Linked DNA regions of Homo sapiens: all the other regions are linked to region 1. Evidence: chromatin loops called from intact Hi-C (ENCODE). Cell type or tissue: PC-9. All regions are shown on one strand. Links, peaks and the distances in the headings refer to the core of each region. The heading gives the core; the rest is flanking DNA. Region 1 overlaps SLC44A3-AS1 (SLC44A3 antisense RNA 1). Region 2 overlaps LOC105378861 (a long non-coding RNA gene). Region 3 overlaps SLC44A3-AS1 (SLC44A3 antisense RNA 1).

Evidence for each region. Peaks named below come from ENCODE experiments on the same cell type or tissue, not always from the same donor. Only the 100,000 strongest peaks of a DNase experiment are listed, where the experiment ranks them.
Region 2: it touches region 1 in a loop (9-fold over the local background); 3 of 110 quality-filtered maps call a loop at or near these places.
Region 3: a loop joins it to region 1, with 8 times the contacts of the local background. A loop is called at or near these places in 10 of 110 quality-filtered maps.

Annotation. Positions count from the first base shown.
Region 1 is chr1:94,641,149-94,651,205 of GRCh38, reverse strand. All of the region lies in intron 3 of SLC44A3-AS1 (SLC44A3 antisense RNA 1), which reads left to right. It also overlaps the pseudogene KATNBL1P2. Among named protein-coding and RNA genes, the nearest start is that of MIR378G, 100 kb to the left of the region's middle. In PC-9, for the core only: no CTCF peak of the experiment used is centred there; DNase peaks (open chromatin) are centred at 2,815, 4,195, 4,865, 8,105 and 1 weaker place; H3K4me3 peaks cover 1,321 bases; H3K27ac peaks cover 8,000 bases.
Region 2 is chr1:94,575,785-94,585,841 of GRCh38, reverse strand. The region is part of intron 1 of LOC105378861 (a long non-coding RNA gene); the gene reads right to left. Among named protein-coding and RNA genes, the nearest start is that of MIR12133, 37 kb to the right of the region's middle. In PC-9, for the core only: no CTCF peak of the experiment used is centred there; a DNase peak (open chromatin) is centred at 5,811; H3K27ac peaks cover 2,450 bases.
Region 3 is chr1:94,763,785-94,773,841 of GRCh38, reverse strand. All of the region lies in intron 1 of SLC44A3-AS1 (SLC44A3 antisense RNA 1), which reads left to right. Among named protein-coding and RNA genes, the nearest start is that of MIR378G, 23 kb to the right of the region's middle. In PC-9, for the core only: CTCF peaks have their summits at 1,090 and 1,291; DNase peaks (open chromatin) are centred at 1,421 and 4,101; H3K27ac peaks cover 1,475 bases.

The DNA of each region.
Region 1 (10,057 bases), core at 892-8,891:
TTTCCAAATCTCAAATCTTTCCTATGGAAAGGAACATTCCTCTTCAAGTGGGGGCTGTGGGCATGACAAGTAAAGAAAATGAACTGGCTTGTGCAGGCCACCTGCCAGAAAAATTACACCATGATAGTTAAATATATCTGGTTAACTCCAGTGATTCTGATTTTTTAGACAGCCTATTATCAAAATATGGCGGGCTTTCCCTAAGGTTTCGCAGGACCATGAAACAGTTGCACAAGTTCTGCTGAACATGAATTTGAGATTGAAAGTAGCTTTAATTTTTTGCAGAAAAAGATGTGTGAGTGAATTTGTACCTTATTTGGTGAGGATAGGAGATCTTGGAGTTTGGTGGATTGCCTTCTCGTGCTCACCAATAGTTTACAGGAAGAAAAGCAATACACCTTACATGGCTGCTGTATAGATTTGGTACCACTAGCAAAGTCACTACTTAAAAGCAAATTTGAAGAAAATATGTAATAATTGGTTTAAACTGGATTCAATCAGTCATTAAAATGTGGTGGTCAGGATTATAATCAAACAAATTATAATAATGGAAATATTCAGATTTTAAAACAATGAAGTGTATTGTGGGAACAGGGAAGCCATCTGGGAAATACTGCTATTATAGCCAAGGATATAAACACTCATTTGTAACAGTGGCATTGAGAGATTACAGCTACTAAAGAGTGTTTTGTTATTCAAAGCATCTCTTGACTATATGACTTCCAAGAAAATGTCTCGTCAGAATTGTGAACTATCGGAGAAATCAAAACCACTTTTGTCTTTAAAAAGCCACATAATGAACCCACTAATGAAATTCTAACAATATACTTCATACTGAAGTAGAAAAATACCCAAAAGGAACAGCTTCAACTTCAATTAGGTGGAAGGATACTACAAAGATACTTGAACTTTGGTGCATTTGGGATTTATGTGGTTATTTGGTAACATTGTTTAGGAACTACTGGGTCTTAATGCAGTCCTGCATATTACATAAGCGTATAATTTATACTATATGAAAAAATAAGACAAGGACTTATTACTAGGAACCATAAAGACCAATCTTAGTTAATTTTTTAAAGATTATATTCTATAAGAAAATGTGTGCAGCCATTCTCTTATGTTGAAAAGGCTTTGAAAGTTTAAAAAATTATGGCAAATAACCAATATTAAAATTGTTTTTCTCACAATGAGATATTGTGCATGCAAAAAGCCTTAAATGTTAATAAGCTGATGTGTTATGATACCAATATCTGTAAAATATTTGCTTGATGATAATCCTGACCACCACATTAAAAAAAAATTTAAAACCATCATGCTTCTGCATGTTCAAAGGTAAATCAGAGGAATTAAATCAGAGGTTTATATTCATGAAGAATGTTGTCACTGAAATGTTTTTCACATCATTTTCACAACTTGAGAATATTTTTATCATCTGATTTTTTTTTTGGCCAGGGTCATTATGTTATGTAGGCATGTGTTATCTCTAAATAAAAGGAAAGAATTAATATGTATTTTTACGAATGCTCAACTAGAAATGTCTATGGAGTTGGCTAATTTATACACATTTAATTAGATATAGATTTCTAATATTTTCAGTTCTGTATAATTTAAGCTTTCTTTATTTAAGTAAACTTATTACTCTTTTTTAAAAAGTTCATGTGCTTTGATCAGTCGATTCATCTGCAAAATTAGGAATAAAAAGAAAAATATGAAATAATCAGAAACACAAAGAATTGTATACAATGAAATTAAGACAGAAAATATTATTATTTTGAAACTGTTGAATATGATGTTTTTAAGAATTTTTAATTATATAAGAAAATGCTCAAAATATAATGTTAGGTGAAAAAAGAAAACAGCACACATTCTCAACCACAAAATTATATGTGTGTGACTATATAGAAGTATGTGTGCATCTGTGTGGATGTTATGAAATTAAAGCATATCAAAATGTTAATAGTGATTCTTTTTGAGTGTTGGGAACACAGACAATTTTTATTTTCTTTTTTATGGTTTTCTGTGTTTTCCAAAACATCTACCATCATAGTTTTCCACATGCTCAGGAAAAAACCTCATGTGAAAAGAGAAACACATGTTTAGAAAAGTTCCTTACATAATAATTGCTAGCAAGAAACAGAGTGATTACTATATCCAGGGGCTTTATAAAGGTATCTTGTGTGGTCTTCACAGCAGCACTGGGAGGTGGGTGTTAGTGCCCCTGTTTTCAAGACCTAGAAGAGTCCCAGGCTCAGGGAGATTAAGTATGTTGTCCAAAGTCAAACAGCTTTTGTGTCTGGGCCAGGATTTGATGCCACACCTGTCTGATCAGAGGTGGAATTATGGACGTTCTCGGGTACAACCTGCTCCACATTTCCTTGCCAAGCGTAGAGCTCACTCAGCAGCCTTCATCCCAGGGAAGGTGTGAGCAGCAAATGAGAGTACATAGGTTCATTTAGTGTGTCTACGGTGTTTTTAAACTATGACATGTTGGATTTCAGCACCCAGACAGGGACCCTTAAAAGACCCCTGTAGAGTCCCACCTCATTTTAATGAGAAGTCAGTCTCGGAGTTGAAGAAAATCTTTTATTTATTAGAAGTTGCCTACGCTAAAATGAGTTCTCTGTGTGGGTGGAAATTTGCTTGGTTAGAAATTGAATTCTTGATTTGCATCCAATCTTTTCTAATAATCCATTTAAGGAAAGGGAAGTACTCGCACACGGGATGGATTTATAAAGTCTTGAGAAACCTGTAACTCTCTGAGTTTATCTAACAAATAGGCCTGTCCCTGACTCAGCCTGCTCAGGTCAGGAGGCTTGCGGAAATGCGCCAGCTGCCTAAACAGATACGAAAGCTCTTATTTCATCACCAAAACATCTTCTGTAAGGCGGTGTTGAGCTCCGACACGAAAACCAACTTGGATAAGATCCTCAGGGTACAAAGCTGATTGGAGTGACTGCTGCTCTATTAAGCATATCAGATCTCACCCATGACCCCCTCCCTCCTAGCCTTGCTGTCACCACCCGCCCCCTCCCCACCCCACCCCTCCAAAAAACCAATCTGTGGCTGGGACTGAAGTCTCTTTGATGAGGATGAAGTTTTTCATTGATGATTGGAGAGACAGCCTAAATGAATATAGTGCCCAATGATATGATTTAAATTCCTACCAAGGTGTCACCTGTCCAACCCTTTCCTGAAAGCAGAGTGGGAATGAAAGGGGAGAACATCAGGTGGGGAGTTTGTGACCTGGAGGAGAGCAAAGGACCCAGAATGGACAAGTCCCTTGTCAACACAGAGCACTTTCCATCATTTCCTGCTTCTTGAACCCAGACAGACACAGAGAAGACCTGCAAGAAAGGGCATACCCTAATTTGCCTGGTGTCCATGAAGGTCATGGATGTAGGATTTGCAGTACACTGTGGGGAGAAGAGCCATAAACTATGTAGGCATCACTTAACTTTGGACAAATCACTTTACCTCTCTAAGCCTCAGTTCCCTCTTCTGTAAAACAAGGTTGAACTGGACATTTTTCGAGTTTCCTTCCAGTTCTAAAGGACTGCCGCCCCAGGCTTCCCTAAATAATCTGCTCCTGCTTGGATTCAATAGAACACTGGAGATTCTTTCTCTTATCCTCCTGCAGTGAAGAGAGACCCATGAGGACACCTGATCCAGTTCTCTGAGGCCCTCCTTGTCCACACTTGGTTGTGTCTGAGTAGTACAAAGCATCAGACCTATCAGGGTGGTTGGTCTTTGCTGCCTATTAACTGTGTGTGACTTAGAAAATCTTTGCACTTCTGCTCCTTGATTACTAGAAGTGAGCAATTGCAATTGCTCCTGCCTGGCAGAGTCGGGGGGAGGTTAGAGTTGTGGGTAATGTGATTAGAAGAATGCCTGGCTCATCATAAGCATGCTCTTGTCATTGGCTCCTTTCTTCCTTCTTGCTGGCTAAGTCATTTTGGGCTGTATGTGTTAGGAGGAGGGAACCCCAGGAGCTGCTCCAGAGGTGTATAGGTTAGGCAACATAGTGAGACCTTGTCTCTACAAATAATAATAATAATAATAATAATAATAATAATAATTTAAGTTAGTTAGGTGTGGTGGTGCATGCCTGTAGTCCCAGCTACTCGGGAGGCTGAGTTGGAAGGGTTGTTGGAGTCCTGGAAGTCAAGACTGCAGTTAGCCATGATTGCAACATTGCATTCCAGCCTGGGCGACAGAGGGAAACCCTGTCTCGTAAGAAGAGAGAGAGAGAGAGAGAAGGAAAGAAAGGAAGGAAGGAAGGCAGGAAGGCAAGCTGGCTCCTGTCTCAGCTACCCAGAGTGCTAGGATTACAGGTCTGCACCACCAAGCCCTACGAATTTAATTTCTCTCTGATTAGCGATCAGAGGAAGGAGATTGGTGATTGTCTCCCCTCTATGAGACCCAGTTTTCCATATTCTAATCTTCTTCAAGACCAGCTCAAGGCCTACCTCCCTTGGAGGCCCCAGACCCCTCTCGTCCACAGAGATCATACAAGGTGCATCCTGAAATGCATGCTCACCATGCACTGCCTTGCAGGGCTAGATGAACTTTCAGATGAGAAAGTTATGATTCCTCCACTAGATTGGGATCTCCTTAAGGTCAAGGGTCATGTCTTCTTGATCTTTATCTCCACTCCCCACTCCCAACCCATCCTCAGAAAAATGCCTAGCATGGGGCTTGGCACATGGTAGGCTCTCAACGCGGGTTTGACTCTGAATGAATGCATTCCTGGGGACTCCAGTCAGCTATGATAATGGCGATCATGAAAGCTGAGGTGTTTGCTTAGTCATCGCCACATTGCATATTTTTCAGCTTAATTATCATGTAATTTCTTCATATCTTCCAATAAATGAAAGACAAAATATATCTTTGGGGGATGTATGCATGTGAAAATTAATTCTCATGGAAGTCCTTGACTTACCACAAAAATTCAAGAAATGTACTTCTTACACATGGACACAGGGAAATACTGATCTTCCTGTCATGTGCAAATTAGGAGCCCTTGGACAGAAGAACTGAGTGTGAACCCCAGTGGAGTGAATATTTGTATTTGTATTACTGTAAATTTTATAGAATCAAATTTCTTAGTGGGAAACCTTACTGCAGTCATCAGTTCTGGTAACTGCTCCTGATTTAATAGTTTACGGCTAGCAATCCCAAATAGCAATGTAATTCAGCCATCTACCTCGATGTGTTTTTTTTGTTTGTTTTTTTTGTTTTTTGAGACGGAGTCTCGCTCTGTCGCCCAGGCTGGAGTGCAGTGGCGCAATCTCGGCTCACTGCAAGCTCTGCCTCCTGGGTTCACACCATTCTCCTGCCTTAGCCTCCCGAGTGGCTGGGACTGCAGGCGCCCACCACCACGCCTGGCTAATTTTTTTTTTGTATTTTCAGTAGAGATGGGGTTTCACTGTGTTAGCCAGGATGGTCTCGATCTCCTGACCCTGTGATCTGCCCGCCTCGGCCTCCCAAAGTGCTGGGATTACAGGTGTGAGCCACTGTGCCTGGCTTTTTTTTCTTTTTTTTAGATAGAGTCTCTTTCTGTCACCCAGCCTGGAGTTCAGTGGCACGATCTTGGCTCACTGCAACCTCTGCCTCCCAGGTTCAAGCAATTCTCCTGCCTCAGCCTCCTGAGTAGCTGGGATTACAGACGCACGCCACCACACCTGGCTAATTTTTGTATTTTTAGTAGAGACGGGGGTTTCACCATGTTTGTCAGGCTGATCTGGAACTCCTGACCTCGTGATCCACTTGCCTCGGCCTCCCAAAGTCTTGGAATTACTGGCGTGAGCCACCGTGCCCGGCCCTACCTCAATGTTTATTTCACAATTGTGCACTGAAGAAAAACCACACAGCTCAAGTGAGTTGGTCAGTGGGAGCTCTGCTGAGATCTTTTATAGCTGGCATGGGCGAGTATATTTTGTTTCAACTGCTTTGAGCATTTTCACTCTAGTATTCTTGTAGCCATTCTCTGATAGCCCAACTCCAGGTTCTTTCTATGAAGCATCTTGGCCCTGCCCACTGCTATTCCTTTAGCCCTTTTCTGCAGTACATTAGATATTATGTATCCTTTTTTGGCACTGCATCTTTTATACATATGTGGCAAGCCACCTTTGGCTTTGGCTACTAGTTAAAGCCTAGGTCTCTACACTTATCCAGCGTCCTAAATGGGGATGCCTCACTCAGTTGTACAGGTTGTGCACTGCATTACTCCAGGGAATGCATGTACATGGACCATGGTCGTGCTTCTAAAGCTATATTGGTACAATCTCCATGACACTCCAAGAATGACCCATTCTCATAAACTACCTGCCAATTTCTCAGCAAACGCAAGCTTCATTCAGAGGCACTGGCAAGAGCCATAAAGCATGCCTGATCCTGGGTACTCCAGGTTTGTTTCTGGGAGTATAGATCTGTTCCTGCTACTCTAGGTATGTTCCTGGATCCATTCAAAAGAAAGCTGCATCTCGGCACCAAACTGTTCTGGCCCTGCTTTTACCTTAATTATACTCTGGTATAAGTCATCAACCACACTGGAAAATGTAATAAGAAGCACTCTGCTCCTTGTTGCTGCAGCTTTCTAGTGCTCTGAACTGAGGACTTTGCTCACAATATTACAACCTCTTCAGAAAGTGTAATGGGAGAGCTTTCTCTCTGATCTCGGTATCAGGAAGAGTTATTAAGTTTTTCCTGAACAAATGGTTTGATTGGATTTTATAGACGGGTACTGTGATGCGCATAACTGAAACTGCTTTCATGTGTGTGCTGACTGTTAGAAAGTGGAGCGGCAAGTTTGTGGCTCAACACTAAGCAATATAAAGACCTTGAAGTGTGTGCTTCATGCCTTTGCCTCACTCTTCTTCATCTGCACTCATTAAACAACAAGTAGTTACTGAGTACCTGCTACCCACCAAACACTGTTCTAGATACTACTCTGAAAATACATTTTAAATAGAGCAGAGGTCTGAGAAGCACTGACGGAGAAGTTGCCATCTGAGCAAAGCCTGAAGGAGTGATGTGTGCTGTCTAGATCCCTGGGGAAAAAAAGCATTCCAGAGATAGGAAACAGGGAGTTCAAAACCCTGAGGCAGGAGTGTGCCCAGCATGTTGAAGAAACAGCAAGGAGGATGGCGTGGCTGAAGTGGAGTGGGTGAGGCAGCGATAGGGTCCAAGAAGTAACCGGAAGCAAGCTCCTGTCGAGCTTCAGAGGGCTTTGCTGTACTTGGGCCTTTACACTGCGTAAGATGAGAAGCCATTAGAGGGTTTGGAGCAGAGGAGTGGCATAACTTCAAAGGGTCCCTCTAGCTAGCGAGCTGACAGCACACATAGGAGACAGAGGTAGAAGCAGGGAGACCACTTAGGAGACCCCTGCAGGATCTCAGAGGAGATGGTGTGCTGAGCCAGCATGGTAGTAGGTGGGAAGAGGTCACATTCTGGGTAATAGGATTTGTTGATAGATACAGTGTGGGGCACGAAGGACAGGAGGGGGCCAAGGATGACCCTGAGAAATTGGAAGGATAGAGTGTCTTTAACTACATGCTCTCCCATGAAGGGAATCTGGGGCAGTAGATTTGAACACGCTAGGAGTGCGGGGCCTGTTAGACCCCAAGTGGAGATGAGTGAGCTTGGGTTTCAGGTAGACATCTGGCTGAATAGAAATGCATTGCTGGTATTCGGAGCCACAGCCTAGAGCAGATGGCAGAATAAAGGGTAGGTGGGGGTAGCATGAGGGTGGAGAAGAGGCGCTCCCGGGGCTGAGCCCAGGAACAATGCAAGGCTAAGAGTTCTTCTAAGTTTCCTACCCTCTTTCTTAAAAAACCTAATTTCCTAGGCTGGTATTTTACAAATCTTATTCCATTTCATTCAGTTCTATAACCCCCTTAAATTCTTTTCAGAACAAGACAAATGTATTTGAAAGCAGTGCAGTAATAGTAATATCAGTTCATCCCTTTGAGAAATATTTGTTAAGTGCCAGTTATGTGTCAAGCATTAGGAGCTGGGGATAACCAGACAAACTGCCTCTCTTGTGAAACAGAGTATATTTGAGGGGAATGACAGATACTTGACATGTAGATAAACACATAGTTAGGATAACATCAGATCCTAACAGGTGCAATATCAGATCATAACAGAAACTGGAACAGATAAAGAGGTAGAGAGTAACTCAGGACAGGGAGTGGTGGCTTCACTGAGGATATGCTACTTGAACTGAAACATAGGTGATGAGAAGGAGTCAGGCAATGTTCCGGCAGAAGAGCATTCCAGGATAGGGTCAGTAGCCAGCGCAAAGGCCTGGGATGGGAATGAGCTTGGCATGCTGGGATGAGTAAGTAGGCTGGCTGGAGTGGCTGGAACACAGTAAAGGAGAGCTGCGTACGAGGGGAAGGGGCCAGGTCATGTTGGGCCTTGACAGCATGGCTTTCAGTTCAAGTGCACTGGGAAGCCACTGCAGACTTCCCAGCAGGGGAGGGACGTGATGTGATTTGTCCTGCCTGCTGAATATAGAGCCTCTGAAAAGAAGCAGAGACTGGCATGGAGGTGGTGCCATGGATGAAGAGCCGGATGGTGGCACTGGACTGGAATCTGGTGTTGCAAGTGGGAGAGAGACTCAAGTGCATGTTCAAGGCTTTGCTCAGGGATTGAAAGAAGTAAGGGAGAAGTTAAAGCTGACTCCTGAGTTTTAGCTTCAGCAAGTGGATGGATATGGATGCTGTTTCCTAGATGGGGCAAGCTGGAAGAGGGGCTGGTTTCCTGGAGAAACAAGAGTTCTGCTTCAACTACGTTAGCCTTCAGATGCCTATTAGTCACTTTGCAGATCTCCATGTTATCTACGTGGAAAGTCACACGTTCACTCAATTAATATTTGTTGAATGAGTGAGCGAATGCCAGTCCTTTAGAGTTGAGGAAGGCCAGACATAGAGTTATAGATTGGCAATTCAGAATGACGCCAATGCTGGAGGAAGCAGTTTCACTGATGTTTTCTTTATCAGTCATCTTAGCCACCTGCAGAGGCGTTGGCTGGGAAGTATTTTCCTTATTCTACAGGTGAGGTGTCTGAGGCTTTAGAGACCGCATGACTGCCCATTGCACCCACCCACAGGGGCAGATGCAGCAATTTTTCTTGTGTCTTCTCATCCCAGGCTAGTGCCCTTTCCACCATCCAACACCAAGCTCTTGTCAGTGTGCCTCCTGTCACCTGGGAGAGCTGCACTGGAAGGTGCCCATGTGATGTGGAGCCAACCCTGGCCCTTGTGGATGTGCTGACTCTGGCCACACAGAAGCTGTGAGGCCCAATTCCAGCCTGAAAGTGGCCTGGGCCATCAGTAGACAACCTGAAGCTGGCTGGGACTTCCTAACAGGCCTGACCAAGTTCTGTGACAAGAACAATGACACCCACAAATAAGGCTCCCCCACCTTGTCCTGGTGAGTCAGAAGCACCATGGGGGAAGGCTGGTCCAGGCTTCAGAATGGAACTCAGGCCAGGTTTCTCCCACAGCAGACAGGCCTCTTCTCTGGGTGGTTTGCATCATTGCAGTTCATTGATTGGGGGTGGGGAGGGGGCATGATGCTTTTCCCAAAGGTGTACTAGTTTCATGTCCAAATTTCCAAACTTACTATCTCATACCAGCTTGGCACGTTCCCCTTAAGATGATTGGGTTTTGTAAATTTCCACATCAAAGGCAGAGACAGATTTTTATTTCTGCAGGTGCAAGTGATGCATTAAATAATAATCATTGCAGTGAATCTTAGACTGAAGCATAAGAATCAATGGGGAGAAGAGGTGGTATTGCGCCCTGGTGGAAAGCTTGCAGTCTGAAGCTAGGCTGCCTGCATTTCATTCTCAGCTCTACACTTAATAGTTCTATGCCTCTGGGAAAGTTTCTTAATCTATCAGTATCTCAGTTTACTCATCTGTAAAATGGTGACAATAATAGTACCTAGTCATAGATTGTGCTGAGGATTAAATAAGTCAGTTTATGTAAAGCATTTGGAATGGTGCCTGCACATATTAATAGTATTTTATAGGTAAAAGCTACTATTA
Region 2 (10,057 bases), core at 1,093-9,092, 66 kb after region 1:
CTGCATCTCTTTGACTGCATTTTTTTAACTTGATTTCTTCTAAACCTTGTGAGCACTCTAATAATACAGGACAGTGGTTTATGGGACTTCTCTGAAATGACATCTGGAAAACCAATTAATGACATCTCAGGTTGAGCAAGTATCCATGCTATGGTTCAGATGTATCCTAGTCTCCTGATAAAGTTAATATACAGGTTTAAAGTACAATGATAATAATTAATAATAATAATATAGCTATGCTATGTGGATCCTGAAAAAATAAAAGAAATAGAAAGTTCTCCTTCCTACCCATAACTATCAGTTCTTCAAACTCTCAATTCTTCAAAAAGCTCACAATTTCTGTGCCTTTAAATTTTATCCCAGTCACTGTATAGTTTAATGCATTTTAAAAATTATTCTTCACAATGACTCTATAAGGTAGGTAATAGTATCATCCTCATTTCATAGACTTGGAAACTGGACTTAGAGAGATTAGCACCTTGCCAAAGTTACAAGGTTGTGAGTGGCAGAGTCGGAACTCAAATCTAGCCCTGGCCTGAAGCCCGAGCCTTATCCACTGTGATATACCACCTTGCCTGTATCATCCAAGCTGTCCATGAAGGCTGACACTGAGACCAAGTTAGCCTGAACATAGAGGTACCATTGGGACTTGGAGAGGCAAAGGCTTAAATTGCTAACTTCAAAGGTATGGACAACTTCTATTGAATTTGTTGAAGATAATGAAATCTAGTTCTTCAGCAATTTAGGGAACACTGTCAGTATTAAAATTTGGTTTTGGTTTTGTCTCTATTTTTAAGCAGGTGGCATGAAGAAAATTTCATTTGGAGAACAAGGACTATTATGTCCATTTAGTTTCTACTCTGTGTTGCTAGGTATGAGAAATAGAGAAGTTAACAAAACATGGTTCTTGCACCAAAACACATAAACATGTGACTAAAGTGTCTATTTCACTGGGCAAATGATAGTTTTGTCCCTTGAGTCTGCATTTACTATTAACACCTGGCCAATCTCCTTAGGGTTAATAACCCACAATGGACCCTTCTTGGTCTACACTGCTAAAATGAGTTCTTTCCTATCATCTGTGAGGTATTCCTTAATAGCACCCCCAAAGGACAGTATAAGAATGCAAATACTTGGTTCCCTTAAGGGTTCCTTTCCAAGTTTTCTGAATGAACTGTGGGGTTAATTCCACCCCCTCCAAACGTTTGCCACTTGTACACTTCTCTCCTTCCATCTTCTTTGCAGAGCAGCCTTATGCAGAAAACAAGCTCAAAAATACAGATTTTTCTTTGGACAGGATCTACACCCAACTCCCAGTGAAACAGAATTCTAGGAGGTGAGAGCCAAACTGGGAGAACTGACCATAAAAACACTTGATCCATCCCTTCTTTTTAAAATGGAATAACCAAGACTTTGAAGAGGTAAGTGGCTTGCCTGTTGTCACAGAGAAATAAACAACAAATTCAAAACTTGAACCCAGGTCATTTATCTTTTTCTACAACTATAATTCATGCCAAATACAAATCCTATGGTCAGAGAAGCCCTTGATGTGAGCTCTGGTTCATCACTTTGCACAATGCTTGGAACAAGTAGATTCCTAGCAAAAGTTGATTAAGCAAATATACGTGAATGAGTTCCCAGCTTCCACTCTACCCCTGCTTACCTCCCGTACCAGCCCTTTCTCTCACTGCATGTTTCCTTCCTGGGCTAAACTACCCAGTAATGCTAATGCAACTCTTACCTGAGCAGCAGCAACAGGGACAGTATTTCCAGAAATACATCTGGCAGAGACGAAGACTACTCTGGAGAGCTATTTAGTCAGTGCATTATCAGGATATATTTTGCTAGCTGACCCCTAGATATGGCTACACAGAGGATGAAGCAAGGATGTTTTAGTAGTAGAAGTTGGTGACAAATCAAGAGCTTAGGGAATAGAGAGCAGTGAGATAATTGGGCCAAACCACTCAAAAATGCAAAAGCTAGAGAAAATTGGTGGGTTAACTGACTTGCCCAAGGCAATACAGCTTTTTGACACCAGAGGAGGGATTTGAACTCTGTTGTCAGGATTCCTAGTCTGGCAACTCTGCATAGTGCTGCTGTCACAGTAGACCAGAAGCCATAGTGCCTAGTTTGGGAGGTGCTTGCAGAGGGATAAGGATGGTGCAGAAATGGGCTGGGTGTGGTGGCTCACGCCTGTAATCCCAGCACGTTTGGAGGCCGAGGTGGGTGGATCACCTGAGGTTGGGAGTTCAAGACCAGCATGACCAACATGGTGAAACCCCATCTCTACTAAAAAATACAAAAATTAGCCGGGCGTTGTGGTGCGTGCCTGTAATTCCAGCTACTCAGGAGGCTGAGGCAGAAGAATCGCTTGAACCCAGGAGGTGAAGGTTGCAGTGAGCGGAGATCACGCCATTGCATGCCAGCCTGGGTGACAGAGCAAGACTCCATCTCAAAAAAAAAAAAACAAAAAAAAAAAGAAAAAGAAGAAAAAAGGATGGTGCAGAAATGTAAAGGAAAGAGAACGCATATGATCAATGAGTGTTTATGGAGAACTTACTTACTGTGTATTAGACATTTCTTATGAATTAAATTGTGTCCCTCCCCACAAATTCATATTTTGAAGCTCTAACCTCCAAAGTGACTGTATTTGGAAATCAGGCCTTTAAGGAGGTAATTAAGGTTACGTGAGTTCAGGCTGGGTGCAGTAGCTCACGCCTGTAATCCCAGCACTTTCGGGGGCCAAGGTGGGTGGATCATGAGGTCAAGAGATCAAGGCCAGCATCCTGGCCAATGTGGTGAAACTCTGTCTCTACTAAAAATACAAAAATTAGCTGGGCGTGGTGGTGTGCGCCTGTAGTCCCAGCTACTAGGGAGGCTGAGGCAGGAGAATCACTTGAACCCAGGAGGCGAAGGTTGCAGTAAGCCGAGAACATGCTACTTCACTCCAGCCTGGCAACAGAGTGAGACTCCATCTCAAAAAAAAAAAAAAAAAAAAAGTTACATGAGTTCATAAGGGTGGGGCTGTAATCCAATAGGACTATTGTCCTTATAAGAAGAGGAAGAGACACCAGGAGCATGCACACACAGAAGAAAGGTTTTGTGAGGACACAGGAAGAAGGAAGCCACCAACAAACCAAAAAGAGGGGCCTCAGGAGAAACCAAGCCTGCCAGCAACTTGATCTCAGAATTCCAGAACTGTGAGAAAATAAATTTCTGTCATTTAAGCCACCCTATCTGTGGCAATCTGTGATGGCAGCTCAGGCTGATTATTACAACACTGATGGCCAACAGTGAAGGAGCTGCTGAAGACCAACTCTACCTCATTCTCTTTCTCTTCCAGAATTGCTCAGGCCCAGGGAGATGAGGAGCTGACCCACACAGTCAAAATCTAACCAGGAATTTTCAGGTTAACCAGGTCTGCACTAAGACAAACAAGAAAAAAGACATTAACAAATGATGAAAAAAGACATTAACAAATGATGAAAGTTGAAGACAGTCACAAACAATTTATCTTTTCTGTGGCTTGTCTGTTTGTACATTCATTAATTGCCTTGTTTTACTGGTGATTTTCATAAGAATAAACATTTACTTCAGAAAACTCACTTCTTGAAAACAGAGCACGTATAAACTATTTGGGGCTTTAGATTTTTCAGTGTTCGGAAAAATAAGAGTTGATGTCAAGGAAAAGATAAATGCCATTGAAAGAATCTGTGGAGGGGTATCAGTGAAAAGCATAAGTGAGGATCATGGAAAATCATCTCTATACAAGCAGTGAGAACACTGACAAAAATGGTCAGAGTCAAATTTTTCAGAACATTGGAAATTAAGCAAAGGCTTGCAGCAATACAAGGAAAGTTTATTCAAGGAAAAATGGCTCAATCTCAGTAAGGGTAGCAATATTTATGACATTTTAATTTGCTGTATCCCTATTTCCCCCTCCACAACTCAACAACAGCCTTGAAAACCAACAGCCCACAAGTACAGTGAAAATCAGCATCCAGGAAGACACTGGAGGGGGTTATGTGGGATTAGATTGCCTTCAAAGCCCCATTCCCACAGAATTGTCATTATTTGATCTGTCTGGTAGTTCCTGGGAGACTCCACTTGCAAGGATGTCTTTATTTGAACTGACTTGGAAAGTACCTGTCTACTGTGGAGAGTCTTTTCCTAGAAGCATTGGTTGAAAACAATATAGCTGCCCAAAGTGGTAGATAGCAGTTGGGTCAAACAATAAGCTAATAAAAAATCTTAAAAAGAAAGTCAGGGTAGTGAAATGTCCATAGGGAGCTTTGGAAAGCTTTGATATATTCCTGGTAATCTAGAAGGTTACGTGCATGCCCAGGCCTGTGCACATACTCAGGAAAGAACTAACAAGGCCTAAACTCTCACCTCTGATTGATATTGAGGTTCTGCCCAAGCAGGAAGTGAAGGCTAAGGTGGAGTTGGAAGCTGTCTGGCTGAATTTTGAAGATGTATCTCAAATATTCACATAGACCCCCTGCCCTGACCAAACACTATGACACTTCTTGGTCCTAAGCATTTGATAAATTTCTGTGTAATCATTACCTGACCACTAAGATAACTGAGCAGAGACATCAATAACCACATATGAAAAAGAATGCAAATTTTACAGAATTAGTTCAGAAACAAACCAGCAACAACAAATCCTGGAGATGGGAATCTGTTCCAGAGTTACCACATTATATTTTTAAAAGTCTAGTTTTTAGAAATGTCTGTAAAAATTATGAAACATGCAAAGAAACAAGAATATATGGCCTATGCTCAGAGAGAAAAAGCAGCCAATAAAAACTATCCCTGGAAAGCCAGATTCTGTAATACTAGACAAAGTCAGCTACTTTAAATATGTTCAAAGAACTAAAGAAAACTATGTCTAAACTAAAGGAAAGTATGAGAAGAATGTCTCACCAGATAAAGAGATTAAAATTACTTTTAAGAAAACAAATAGAAATTCTGGAGTTGAAAAGTACAATAAAGGGGACCAAGATGGCTGATTAGAAGCAGCTGCGATCTGTGGCATTCACAGAGAGGAACGAAAGAGGTGCGTGAATACAGCACCTTTAACTGAAATATCCAGATACTCGCATTGGGACTGATCAGGGAAACAACTCAAAGCACGGAGAATAAAGAAAACTAGGGTGGGGTGACAGCCCACCTAGGAGTGACACAGAGTCGAGGGAACCCCCACCCCCAGCCAAGGGAAGTGGTGAGTGAGTGTGCAACCCTGGGAAACCATGCTTTTCCCACAGATCTTTGCAACCCGCAGATCAGGGAATCCCTTTGTGAGCCCACACCATCAGGGCCTTAGGTTCAACACACGGAGCTGTATGGAGTCTTGGCAGAGTGCCTGCTCAGGCACACACAGAGACCCAGGAGCTTTACATACTCTGGCCTCAGGATCTCTAATAAAGGTGTATGCAACGAGGCAAATCAGGAGGTCCGTGCATACCCCAAAGAAGTGGGCTGAATCCAGGAGGCTGAGCAGCATCAGTCTGTGGGCCCCACTTTCACGGCACCTCACAAGATAAAACCCACTGGCTTGGAATTCCAGCAAGCCACCAGCAACAGGGTGGAGCCTGCCTGATACAAGACTGAACCCCTAGGGGGAGGGGCGGGTGCCATCTCTGCTGTTTGATCTACTTGGCCATTCCAGACTGTGGGCTTTGGAGAGTCAGACAGTCCAGATGAGGAGGTGTCTCCCTAGCACAGCACAGCTGCTTTGCCAGAGCCTGGCCAGAATGCTTCTTTAAGCAGGAATCTGATCTCTCCCGGGATGGAATGCCTGAGGAGGAAGGGTGGGCCACTACCTTGGTTGTTTGGATGACTCAGCCATTCTAGCCTGCAGGCTTTGGAGAGTCCAAGTCTACAGAAGCAGAGGCAGCTTCCCAGCACAACATGGCTGTTTTGTTGAGGCATGGTCAGACTGCTTCTTCAAGCAGAACCCTGATCCACTTCTCCTAAGGTGTTGGTCCCCCCAGCAGAGGACTTGGCCTTCCCTGCCCATGTTCTATGGCCGACAGAGTTCTAATTTCTCCCTGGGATGGGGAGCCTGGGGTGGTGGGGCAGGCCAACACCTTGGCTGTTTGGGCATCTCAGCTGGTCCAGCCTGAGGATATTGCAGAACCTAAACCAACTGGGGGCTGAAGGGATCCCCAACACAGCACAGCTGCTCTACAAAAAAGCAGCCAAACTGCTTCTTTAAGCAGATCTCTGATCCCATTCCTCCTGACTGAAAGACCGGGATCTCTAGCCACTTCCTACAGGCACATTCAGGCTGGCAACAGGTCAGTACCCTCTGGGATGGAGGACCTTCCAGAGGAAGGGGCAGGCTGCCATCTTTGCTTTTTCACAGCCTTCACCGGTGATACCTCCAGGTTAGGGAAAAACCAAGGTGACTAGAGTCCAGAATGGACCCACAGAAAACTGCAGCAGCCTATGAAAGAGTGGCCAGACTGTTAAAAGAAAAACAAACAAACAAACAACAAAAGCAAAAAGGCCCACAAAAACCCCATCCAAAGGTCAGCAACTCCAAAGATCGAAAGTAGATAAGCCCACAAAGATGAGAAAGAACCAACAAAAAAACGCTGAAAACTCAAAAAGCCAGAGTGTCCCTTTTCCTCCAAATGAGTGCAGCACTTCTCCAGCAAGCGGTCAGAATTGGGCTGAGGCTGGTATGGCTGAAATGACAGAAGTAGGCTTCAGAATGTGGATAAAAATGAACTTCACTGAGCTAAAGAAGCATGTTGTAACCCAATGCAAAGGAGCTAAGAATCATGATAAAACAATGCAGGAGCTGACCTGTTGCCAGCCTGAATGTGTCTGTAGGAAGCAGCAGGAGCCATAATATCCAGTATAGATAGAAACATAACTGACCTGATGGAGTTGAAAAACACACTATAAAAACTTAACAATGCAGTCACAAGTATTAATAGCAGAACAGACCAAGTGGAGGAAAGAATCTCAGAGCTTAAAGACTATCTTTCTGAAATAAGACAAGCAGACAAGAATAGATAAAAAAGAAAAATGAAAGGAATGAAGAAAACCTCCGAGAAGTATGGGATTATGTAAAGAGACCTAATCTACGACTGACTAGGGTATCTGAAAGAGATGGGGAGAATGGAATCAATTTGAAAAGCATACTTCAGGATATCATCCAGGAGACCTTTCCCAACCTAGCAAGACAGGCCAACATTCACATTCAGGAAATGCAGAGAACCCCAGTAAAATTCTCCACAAGAAGATCATCCCCAAGACTCATAACCATCAAATTCTCCAAGGTTGAAATGAAATAAAAAATGTTAAGGGCAGCCAGAGAGAAGGGCCAGGTCACCTACAAAGGGAAGACCATCAGACTAACAGTGGACCTCTCAGCAGAAACCCTCCAAGCCAGAAGAGATTAGGGGGCAATATTCAACACTCTTAAAGAAAATAATTTCCAACACAGAATTTCGTATCCAGCCAAATGAAGCTTCATAAGTGAAGGAGAAATAAGATATTTTTCAGACATGCAAATGCTGCAGGAATTTGTTACCATCAGACCTGCCTTACAAGAGCTCCCGAAGAAAGCACTGAATATGAAAAGGAAAAACTGTTATCATCCCCTACAAAACCACACTGAAGTATACAGACCAGTGACACTCTGAAGCAATCACATAAACAAGTCTGCAAAGCATTATGATGGCAGGATTAAAGCCACACATAACAATACTAAGCTTAAATGTAAATGGACTAAATATCCTAATTAAAAGACACAGATAAAGAACCAAGATTCATTGGTATGTTGTTTTCAAGAGACCCATCTCACATGCAAAGACACATACAGGCTCAAAATAAAGGAGTGGAGGAAAATTTACTAAGCAAATGGAAAACAGAAAAAAGTAGGGATTGCAATTCTGATTTCTGACAAAACAGACTTGAAAACAACAAAGATAAAAAAAGACAAAGAAGGGCATTACATACGGTAAAGGGTTCAATTCAACAAGAAGGGCTAATATATATACATATATGTGTGTGTATACATATATCTCCAATAGGTGCACCCAGATTCATAAAGCAAGTTCTTAGAGATCTTCAAAGAGACTTAGACTCTCACAAAATAATAGTGAGAGAATTTAACACCCCACTGACAATATTAGACGTATCATCAGGACAGAAAATTGACAAAGATATCCAGGAACTGAACTCAGCTCTGGATCAAGTGGACCTGATAGATATCTATAGAACTCTCCACCCAAAAACAACAGAACATATATCCTCCTTCTCGCCACATGGCACTTATTCTAAAATTGATCACGTAATCAGAAGTAAAATACTCCTCAGCAAATGCAAAAGCACTGAAATCATAACAGTCTCTCAGATGACAGCACAATCAAATTAGAACTCAAGATTAAGAAATTCACAGGCCAGGTGTGGTGGCTCACATCTGTAATCCCAGCACTTTGGGAGTCCAAGGCAGGCAGGTCACCTGAGGTCCAAGGCGGGCGGATCACCTGAGGTCAGGAGTTCAAGATCAGCCTGTCCAACATGGAGAAACCCGTCTCTACTAAAAATACAAAATTAGCTAGGTTTGGTGGCACATGCCTATAATTCCAGCTACTTGGAGAGGCTGAGGCAGGAGAATTGCTTGAACCCGGGAGGAGGAGGTTGCGGTGAGCCGAGATTGCGCCAATGCACTCCAGCCTGGGCAACAAGAGCAAAACTCCATCTCAAAAAAAAAAAAAAAGAAAAAAAAAAGAAATTCACTCAAAACCATACAACTACATGAAAATTGAACAACCTGCTCCTGAGGGACATTTGGGCAAATAATGAAATTAAGGCAGAAATCAAGTTCTTTGAAACAAATGAGAACAAAGATACAATGTACCAGAATCTTTGGGACACAGCTAAAGCAGCATTAAGAGGGAAATTTATAGCACTAAATGCCCACATAAAAAAGCTAGAAAGATCTCAAATTAACAACCTAACATCACAGTTAAAAAGCTAGAGAACAAAGAGCAAACACACCCCAAAGCTAGCAGAAGATAAGAAATAACCAAGATCAGAGCTGAACTGAAGGAGATAGAGACAAGAAAAACCCTTCAAAAAAATCAATGAATCCAGGAGCTGGTTTTTTGAAAAAATTAATAAAATAGACCACTAGCTAGACTAATAAAGAAGAAAAGAGAGGGCCGGGCGCAGTGGCTCACACCTGTAATCCCAGAACTTTGGGAGGCCGAGGCGGGCGGATCACGAGGTCAGGAGATCGAAACCATCCTGGCTAACATGGTGAAACCCTGTCTCTACTAAAAATACAAAAAATTAGCCGGGCGAGGTGGCAGGCGCCTGTAGTCCCAGCTACTCAGGAGGTTGAGGCAGGAGAGTGGAGTGAACCCCAGGGGGCGGAGCCTGCAGTGAGCGGAGAGCACGCCACTGCACTCCAGCCTGGGCGACAGCGAGACTCCGTCTCAAAAAAAAAAAAAAAACAAAAACAAAACAAAGAAGAAAAGAGAGAAGATTCAAATAAACACAATCAGAAATGATAAGGGGAATACTAGCACTGACCCCACAGAAATACAAACAACCATCAGAGAGTACTGTAAAAACCTCTATGCACAGAAACTAGAAAATCTAGAAGAAATGGATAAGTTCCTGGACACATACACCCTCCCAAGACTGAACCAGGAAGAAACTGAACCCCTGAACCGACCAATAATGAGTTCCAAAATTGAAGCAGTAATAAATAGCCTACCAATAAATGAAAGCCCAGGACCAGATGAATTCACAGCTGAATTCTACCAGAGGCACAGATAAGAGCTGGTACGATTCCTACTGAAACTATTCAAAAAAATTGAAAAGGAGAGACTCCTCCCTAACTCATGCTATGAGGCCAGCATCATCCTGATACCAAAATCTGGCAGAGATACAAGAAAAAAAAGAAAACTTCTGGCCAATATCCTTGATGAACATCAATGAAAAATCCTCAACAAAATACTGGCAAACCAAATCCAACAGCACATCAAAAAGCTTATCCACCACAACCAAGTAGGCTTCATCCTTG
Region 3 (10,057 bases), core at 1,010-9,009, 120 kb before region 1:
CTGGGAGAGGTAAATAGGCTGAACTTTGGGGGCACCCAGAATCTTGAATTGAAAGGGGCTGAAATGAGCAGCTTGCCGGCCTCCTACAGATACTGGTGTCTGAAACCACCATAGAGGTTTAGTTGGGTGCACATTTGCTGTGGAGGAATAAGGTCTTAGCCAGTTGGGGCTGGTTTATCTTTAGGGTGGACTGCTGGGCAGCAGGCATGGGAGAGGCACACCCCAGTTCAGCCTGTTCCTCAGTACAGCAGCCTGCCTTGTTTTCCCTCAAGGCGGGTCTGCTTATGTTGACATTGATTCTCCTTGCAAAGTGACGCGTAGGCAGAGCTTCATTTACAGGTGATTATCAGTAAGTCCTGGGTTTCCATGAGATCATTTTGCTTTCTCCTGGGAGGTGAAGCCTCTTTCCTAACTCAGGCTGTCTCAGGGTTTTGCAGCCCTCTGTCACAACGAACTCATCAGTGGCTATTTCCTTACGAAGGCTTCTGATAGGTTCACATGCCAGAGTTTCCAACCTTCACCAGCAGCTCAGATTTATGCCCCAGTGAGCGAATGTACTCAGTACTAGTTCCTTCCTATCAGCTTAGGAAAGTGTGTAGTTCAAGGATTTAAATCATTTAAACAAACTTAATTGGGAAAAACAGACACTTTAACTTTCTACCTGATGTCCCCTTTGGTCCAGCCTAGCCACCTCCGGATTTATGATGCAGTGAGTATTGCTCTGTTATTTTATCTCACATATTTTCATGTTTCCTTTTTTTCTTCTTAACTGAGACCACAAATTAGAAAAAACCTTCAGATTCACTTCCTGCGTTGTACACTTGAGCACACAGGCCTAGGGACATCGATTGCCATACTTGAGATCATGCAGCTATTAAGGGGAGGGGATGAGCCAAGGATCCAGGCTCTTCTGATGCCCAGCTCAGGGCTCAATCCACACTGGCTCCATCTTTACATCTAGCCCTGGGTGTTCTTTTTTTATTATTTATTTTTTATTTTTTTGAGTCTCGCTCTGTCTCCCAGGCTGGAGTGCAATGGTGCGATCTCAGCTCACTGCAACCTCTGCCTCCAGGGTTCAGGTGATTCTCCTGCCTCAGCCTCCCAAATAGCTGGGCCTACAGGTGTGCACCACCATGCCTGGCTAACTTTTGTATTTTTAGTAGAGACAGGGTTTTGCCCTGTTGGCCAGCCTGCTCTCATACTCCTGACCTCAGGTGATTAACCCACCTTGGCCTCCCAAAGTGCTGCAATTACAGGCGTGAGCCACTGTGCCCGGCCTAGCCTTGGATGCTTTACTGCATCCGTTTCCCCAACCATTCATGGCTTTGTAACTAGAGCACAGTGTTCTTTCTGTAGAAGGTACTTAAGGAAAGTGTTGCCTAACTTTTTATTTGCTTGGGGTTGAAATGTCAGCTTGCGGGAAATGCTCTAGAAATGTGTGGGGAAACTCTGCTAAGCACCCTCCATGACTCTCTCATTTGGTTTTCAAGGACTGAGGTAGTGATGTCATTCATTCTTGAACAGAAAGAACTAGCCAAACTTGTTTTCAGAGTCTAACACTTTGAATAGAGGCTAGAATTCTCTTACTGACCATCACGCCATGTACAAAACATTGCCAATAAACTGCTGAATCTCTGCATCTCTTGGGCTTAAATGGAAAAGCGTCTTCTCCAACCTGGGGAATAAAGTATAGGCTTTGTAATTTTATGTAAGGAAAACCCAATACTAGTTACTCTTTCTGGCATGCTTACTATGTGCCACATATATGGTGCCTCTATTATGCTGTACAAATGTTAATTCATTCAATCCTTGGCCTTAAGTGGTAAAATTTATATTATTCTGAATTTTATAAAGGAAAAGAGTGAGGCTCAGTTGCTTTTCCAAAGTCGCACAGCTAGAAAGTGGCAAAGCATGGAGTCAAATTGACTATAAGCCCTGCAGACCAGAAAAGGTGACACTTTGCCTTTGAAGACACAACAAGAGGGCTTTCCTGGATGTCTGCCAGAAACTGCTGTCTTCTGGCAGGTTCTGGGCCTCTATTTTCCATGTTCAGACTCCTAAAGGGAACAGGAGAACACTTGTTTATTTCTGTCTTCTTCTGGTCCCACTTTTACATCCCATCCCCATGGGAGGGTAAAAAAAGAAGAGGAGGCCCATCCACCTCCACTTCTCCTCTTGATGTTTGCACCAGTGGCCATAGAGATGGGGACAGACCGGACTCTGGTGCCATGGACTGGCACATGGTCTCAAGTTTCTGGCCCTGGGGTTGGAATACAGTTCCACTTGCTCTGTAGGAGATCAGAGGGATGCTATTTACAAACATTGAGTTATGTGAACTCATTTCAGTGGATTTGGGAAAATTACTCTCCATGGGAATAAAAGTTATCAAGAAAGAATTTTTAAATACTCTATATATTTGCAGGTCGAATTTATTATTTCCTAATACAACTAATATAATTATCCTCTCCCATGTTCTTCAACAGATGTATTCCAGAAACATTTTGTCTGAATCTTTAAAAGACTGCTTTGCTTTTTCTGATATCAGGTCAATAGAGAAATGTGCCACCCTGCTAGTAAAAGCCAGTTTTTGAGCAATATCTGCATAACTGTTAAATGTGTTATTATTATTATTATTTTTTGTCTAACTTTCATCCTGCACTCTTCAGCAGAACTAAAGATACTCCCTGTTCCAAGGAAGCTCATAATCTAATAATGCCATTGGAAAGTCACTTGTTATTAGTGTAGGCCTTTTGCAAATACCCTCCAAAAAAAGCTTAATGTGAGTTTTAATCCAGATAAATAAACCTATTAAGAAGGAAAAGGAGAAGGAATAAGTCTCATGAAGATTTACTACTCTTGGAGTTTGTTTTCTTCGCTGTAAGGAAGAGTTGTTCCCCATTGCTTCAATCACAAAAAACCATTAAACATAGACCAAGAAGGGGGAAAAAAACCTTACAAGATCACTTTATAAGGGACAATAAGTACTTGAAAATTAGAAAACATCCCTTTAAATTTGGGAAGTCTTTAAGTGCTCTGGGTGAATACATGAGTGGTAGTAAAGAGTGAAGTGTGCAAACTCCAATCTACAGTCAATTTGGCAGCAGAATTCTCAGTGTGCTACGGAAGTAAGCAAATGTTAGAGAGGTAAACAGATTCCAGATTAACTTACCTGGAAGAGTCTCCAAGAGCAGCTGGGAAGCAGAAGAATGCAGCTCCTTTCTTGCCATCTGGTTTGACTGGAAATCCACTGGTCTGGTGGTTCCATTGGCATGGGGGCATTACCCTCCTCCCCTTCTCCCCAAACCCTTCAAAATTTCCAAGGAAGCCTGTCAAGCTCAGTTAAGACTCAATGTGTCCCCAGGGTCCTTTTTTGCCACATGGAAGAAGAGAGAATGTGTCTTATCTTGATGATTTTCTTCTAATCAATTTGAGTGTCAACAGCTAAATTTGAAAAATAGAATGCAAAGTGAAGACTAGATTTATCATTGTTAAGCTAGGAAACCAAGAGTCTGCATTTCTGTATTCTAGGGTGAAAATGGAAATTCACCTGTGGAACTCACTGGCCATTGTGGAAGAAACAGTAAGATGACCCTCCCTTCATTATGCTGGCCAATATGGTATCAGATCACTTTGTGTTTCCACTTCAGAACTTTGTGGGTGACTTTTGTTCACTGTTGTATCCCCAGCACCTAGAGCAGTGGCTCATGAAAAATAGAGTTTCAATAAGTATTTGTGGGAATGAATGAACGTTTGATCAAAAGAGGTAATTCTCTCATGCTGCCAAGATGAATGTGGGGGCTTGGAAATGTGTTCCTAGAATCCTGCATTGGAGATTGAAACTCAATTGGAGCTTTCCTATGGAAGCAATGTTACATAAAGTGATTGGGAGTTATTGAAATAGTGCTCTTGGCACCATGATAGCTGTAGGCACTTGTGGCTTGGCATGATGACTTTGTTATAGTCTATGTCACTGTTTCCATGGGAAAATACATTCTGGGTCCCAGGACTTGGCTTATAAGTGACTTTGGAAATACAAACCAGTCTTAGTTGAGACCTGCCCGAAACTTTGGTTTGACTGTGGCTGTCTTGGAATGTGTCCAAAATAAGGCATTGCTAGGAAACCTGAGTGGCCTTTCTTCTTGTGGCTGGTTCCTACCAGGAAGGGTGGTGTCATGTCAGGAATGTAGACTTGAAGTTTGTAGACCATACCATGCTAGCTATGACCCTTCCTTAAGTGGCCTAAAAAGACTAGAGGATTTTTAATGGACTGGGGAAAGGTCCTTCCAGGTATGTTAATATCCCAAACAATTTAGCTACATAGAATGTGGCCCAGAAACATCACAGTGGGTCACCAGCAACCATGACATTCAGTGAGGTTCAGAGACAATCAGGGTATTATCCTAGAAGATCATAATGTTGGGTATAATATTTGTGGCATAATTGTTGTTTAATCAGCTCTGGGATATGGCTGGGCTATCTTACAGAACAAACAGCCTCATGCACGCTGATGCACATTTGAAGGAATATCCTTCATGTAGACTCATTCAGACATCCCAACCTGCTTTTCTGCAGATTGGGGGTTGGTGTGAGGAGCCAGTAGTCTCAGACAGCACTAGTATTGAGGCCATGGATGTCCAGGGAGAAGCCTGGCACCTTATTCTTTGGCATGAAGACCGTGGGGCCTCAAGGGAAGGTGGAAAGTCTAAGGCTCTCTGGTCATAAGATAGGGTCACCTGGTGATGGAAGGGCTGCAACTGGCCCTGAGAGGGTTCCTGACTGACCACACAGATGTACTTGCTGGGACATGAAGAGATGTCTCTGCCATGAGGCTGGTGGGTCTTGGCAGGGGACAGGGGCAGAGTTGGAAACAGAAATCTAACACAAAGGTGAGAGAGTGATTTTAAGTTGTTGGAGGAGTTATGAGATTCTAGCCAGGGTGTAGGGAATGAGGTAGGGGTGAAGGACAGCACTGACCTCTTGAATAAGGGCAGTATCAGTAGATACTGTGTCACTGTGTCCCCTTCAGGGGCCCCTCTGGCAGTGAACGAGGCTAATACAGTGTGTTTCTGCTCAGGCTTGTTAATGCCTTTCATTGCTTTCTCTCTGTCCACACAGGAGGCTGCTTGTGTTAGCCTCATTTTCGGTAGACTCTACTCAACTGTGGCAATGATGGGCACCTGTAGTACCAAGCTCATATCTCACTAGATTTGCTGCAAAGAAGACCAAGCAAAGTTCCAAGGCTGATGCTTTGCAGCCCAGAATGGATCATGACTATTACCTTGATTGGCCAGGCCTAGGACGGGGGTAACCACTCTCAAGCCCTTGGACTGAGACTGGGGGAAAAGTGGTTCCCCAGGAAAAACTGAGTTCCTATTATCTAAAGAAGACATGAATATTCAGCAGAAAAACATCACATTTCCACACTTTTAAACTCTGAAATATGTGGCTAGGTATAAGTCAAAGCCAGAAATTAAATGAGGGAACAGTTCTCTGAGGCCTTCACGCAGCTGTTAATGTTCCTAGAAAGTGAAGGGGTTTTCCCTGATCTATTCTATAACGTATCTTAAGTAGAGTACTTTCAAGTTCTTGTCCTGGAAAATCACCACATGATTAACAAACCCATAGACTGGAAAATTGGGGAAGGGCAGGCAGAAGACTACAAGAGAACTCTTGTACCCTTTCAACAAATAGGCAGCATCACTTAGCACAAAGGAGGAAATGAAGCAATAATTGAAACCATGAAGTGGGTATCTTTGTATGCGTGCATGTTGTGAAAAAACGTGCATCATCCACATTAACACATAGCCAGATGAAAACCCAAGTCATCTCCTTTACTGTAATATTATTAGAAAACAGTGATACTTATTATTTCTTCATCACTTTCTAAGTTACGGGTTAATCTAATCTTGCAATGAGATTCTTCTGCATCAGGTAAAGTTACTCTTATTCTTCAATGATACCTCTTCAAAGAGTCTTTCCAGATTCATGTAGGGAGGGATCTTTTTTTCTCCTTCTTGGTAGCTGCTCACTGCTTTTTGTGCATGCCAGTATGATAGCACTTGTCGTGTGGCACTGTGATTTTTTATTTGTTCAAAAGGCTCTATCAGGCAAGAGCTATGGGCTTTGAGGTGCATCACTTGACTTCCCTGAAACACAAACTGGTAGAATAACAGTTCATCCCTCTTAGGGGTATTGCAAGAATTAAATTAAATGAGCTGTTGCATGAAAAGCACTTAGCATAATACCTGGCTTATAGTGGGAGCCCAGTAAATATTGGCAGTTAGCATTTTAGTGTTTATTCTCATTAAAATAATAATGATTATAATAATTATCATTGCTATGTCCTCTACTAGGTGGAGAAGTGCTTGAGGGCAGGGACTGTTCTGAGATCATAGTAGGTACTCTGTGGAAAAAAAGGAGGGAGGAGGGAAATAAAAAATGGAAACAACAAAGAGGGCAGCAATACCAGGTTTGCCCAGAAGTGACAACTCTAGGTAGCCAGAAATAGCCTCTCCAGCTAGAAGGGATCTCATGACCTTTTGTTTTATAGAAAAGGAAATGTAGGGGCCAAGAAAGGTTAAGGAGCATGTTTAGGATCACAGTGTTGGCAGCAGTGGCCTGGAATCCAGGCTCTCTCCTGGGGTTAACCTTCATAGCCCCTGCTTTATTGGCATCTCCACCTTCCTTAGTAAATGCCCATGTATCCATATGGCTTGATAAACCTTGGCTGATGTCTGCCACTGAGAGAATAGGGCATTTCCTATCTATCCCCAGATGGAGACTGAGGAGAACATGGATATTTGATGGGAATGTAATGTATTCGTTATCTTTTCAGTGTCTTTCTTGTAAAACCCAAAAGGCAGCCATTAAAAAATAATATGATCCTGGTCTTAATCCAGCAGGCTCCAAGCAGCCTCAGCCATTATGAGAGTTACTGACTCTAATTGCAAATTATGAGGCAGTTAAAGAAATATAGCATATGTCCTTCTTTAATATAGGTTTGAACCTTCTTTAATATAGGATTGAACTGAACTGTCTACAAGGATTACTGTCTTCCTTGGGAAATAGGCAAGCACTGAGCTGACACAGGAGCCAAAACAAGGTCTCTGGAACGTATACTGGCAGGAATATCAGAAAGGAAACCCATTCCTGTGTTTGAGTGGATGGGACTCCTCAGAAGTGAGAGAAAATTAATACTGAGATTGACAGAGTGCTTGAAAGGGGAGGTGAGAATGAACTAAATGTAAGAAAGCCAGGTTGGGTATAAAACTGTCTGTAACTGAATATACTTCATCACAAGCATCATGATCTCATGTGTGTATTATGGGTTACATTATACCTTAGGTACAGTCATTTGCCCAAATTGGGAATTTGCACCCTAGGGTGGAGAGCCAGCATTCGAATTAGGAAAACTGTACTCCAGAAGCAGCTACTACAAGAGCTCCCATGACCTTTATCTATGATCAATGGTAGAGGCTCTGCTAACTGGCATACTTAATGTTAGAAATAGGTTTCCGTTGATGAAATCCGTGGCTTCTTAGCATAGTGGATGCTCCAAACAGAAATTCATTCGTGAACTTACTAGTGGTAAAGATAAGTGAATTGTCTCAAGTATTTTAGAGTAGCTTCCTGCTTTTGATTAAAAAGAGTATAAACATCTAGCCAGTCCTGTAGCTCTTAGTGATGCAATCCTGGATCAAGATTTGGATTCAGAAGTTACTAGTTTCTTGATGTCAACTATGCAGATTAATTGAATTCTGTATCCAAAATATTGTTGTATTTACCTGAAAAGATGATGTGCTATCAGGAGCTAAAGAAGCCATGCTTTAACTATGAAGGGATAAACCCAAGGACAATATGCAAAGTATGTTATTTATCCAATGCTCTCTGACAAATTACTCCAAAATGTAGTGGCTTAAAACAACAATAATAATAATCTCCCATGATTTCTGTGAGTCAGGAATTTGAGAGCAGTTCTGGCTTGGAGATTTCTCATGAAGTTACAATCACATGTTGGCTGGAGCTGTAACTATCTGAAGGCTTGACTGGGGCTGAAGGACTCACTTCCAAGATAGCTAACTCCATGGCAGACAAGCTGATGCTCCCCGTTGGAGGGAGGCCTTAGCTTTTCTCTATGTTGGCTTCTCCATGTGTCCTGGATTTCCTCACAACATGGTGGTTGAGTTCCAGAGGCAAGCATCTGAAAACAGAGAGCCAGGTGGAAGCTGTATCCTTTCTGTGATCTACCCTCAAGAGTCACATAGCATCACTTCTGCCCCACTCCATTGACTGGGACAGTCACAATCCCCTGCCTAGATTTGAGAAGAGAGAACACAGACCCTTCCCTTAATGGGAGGAGTGTCAGTTGCCAGTCACATTGTGTGAAAATTATGTGCGATGAGATAAATATGTAGGTGTGGCATTTTTTGAGAAATACAACATGCTACAATAAGTAAGGATGGCAATGAGAAAAGGTAAGAAAACAAAAACAAAAAACCCACCTAGGGCCTTGATACCATCACTGGGCTACTGAAGTAATCAACCATGAAAACACCTACCTCAGAATATCTTGTTTTGTAAGATAGTACTTTATCTTCATTATTTTATTTGGGTATTCTATTATTATAGCTGAAAATATTTTAATGGATATTACTTGGTAGAAAAGCTAGAGCAAAAGACCTGGATTCAAATTCTCCCATGGCTCCCTAGATGATATTACTTCAACTAAAGTATTTATTCCCATTCATGTATTCAACAAATGTTTATAAATGAACTTCAATGTGCCAACAAGGTACTGTTTAAGACAGTAAGAATGCAACAGTGAGTAAAACCGGCAGAGATCCCTGTCCTCATGTAGCTAACAATTGACTATGTGTTCTGTGGGACTGTCTGTGTGTGAGGGAGGTGGTGGTATGGAGTGGCAAGAAATAAACCAGGTAAATAATTAAGATGATGTTGAGTGGTGAGGAGTGCTATGGAGGAAGATAAAGCAGGACAGGGTGACAGTGTGACTAGGGAGGTCCTCATGCACAAGGTGACATTTGAGTAAGGACTTGAAGGAGACCCAGTGTGTATTAGGAACACTTCTAGTGGGACCTAAGGGAGTCAGTGAGGGGAAGGATAGTAGGAAGTGAGGACAGACGTTTTAGGAGATGGGAGCAAATTGTATAGTGAAATGGGAAGCTGTTGAGCTTTTGATTAGAGGGTTATGTAATCTGACTTACTTTTTTTTCTTTTTTTAAATTATACTTTAAGTTCTAGGGTACATGTACACAATGCGCAGGCTTGTTACATAGGTATACATGTGCCATGTTGGTTTGCTGCACCCATTAACTCGTCATTTACATTAGGTATTTCTCCTAATGCTATCCCTCCCCCTACTCCCCACCCCATGACAGGCCCCTGTGTGTGATGTTCCCCACCCTGTGTCCAAGTGTTCTCATTGTTCAATTCCCACCTATGAGTGAGAACACACGGTGTTTGGTTTTCTGTCCTTGTGATAGTTTGCTCAGAATGATGGTTTCCACCTTCATCCATGTCCCTGCAAAGGACATGAACTCATCCTTTTTTATGGCTGCATAGTATTCCATGGTGTATATATGCCACATTTTCTTAACCCAGTCCATCATTGATGGACATTTGGGTTGGTTCCAAAGTTTTTGCTATTGTGAATACTGCCACAATAAACATACGTGTGCATGTGTCTTTAGAGTAGCATGATTTATAATCCTTTGGGTATATACCCAGTAATGAGATCGCTGTGTCAAATGGTATTTCTAGTTCTAGATCCTTGAGGAATCGCCACACTGTCTTCCACAATGGTTGAACTAGTTTACACTCCCACCAACAGTGTAAAAGCATTCCAATTTCTCCACATCTTCTCTAGCATCTGTTGTTTCCTGACTTTTTAATGACCGCCATTCTAACTGGTGTGAAATGGTATCTCATTGTGGTTTTGATTTGCATTTCTCTGATGAGCATTTCTTCATGTGTCTGTTGGCTGCATATACATGTCTTCTTTTGAGAAGTGTCTGTTCATATCCTTTGCCCAATTTTG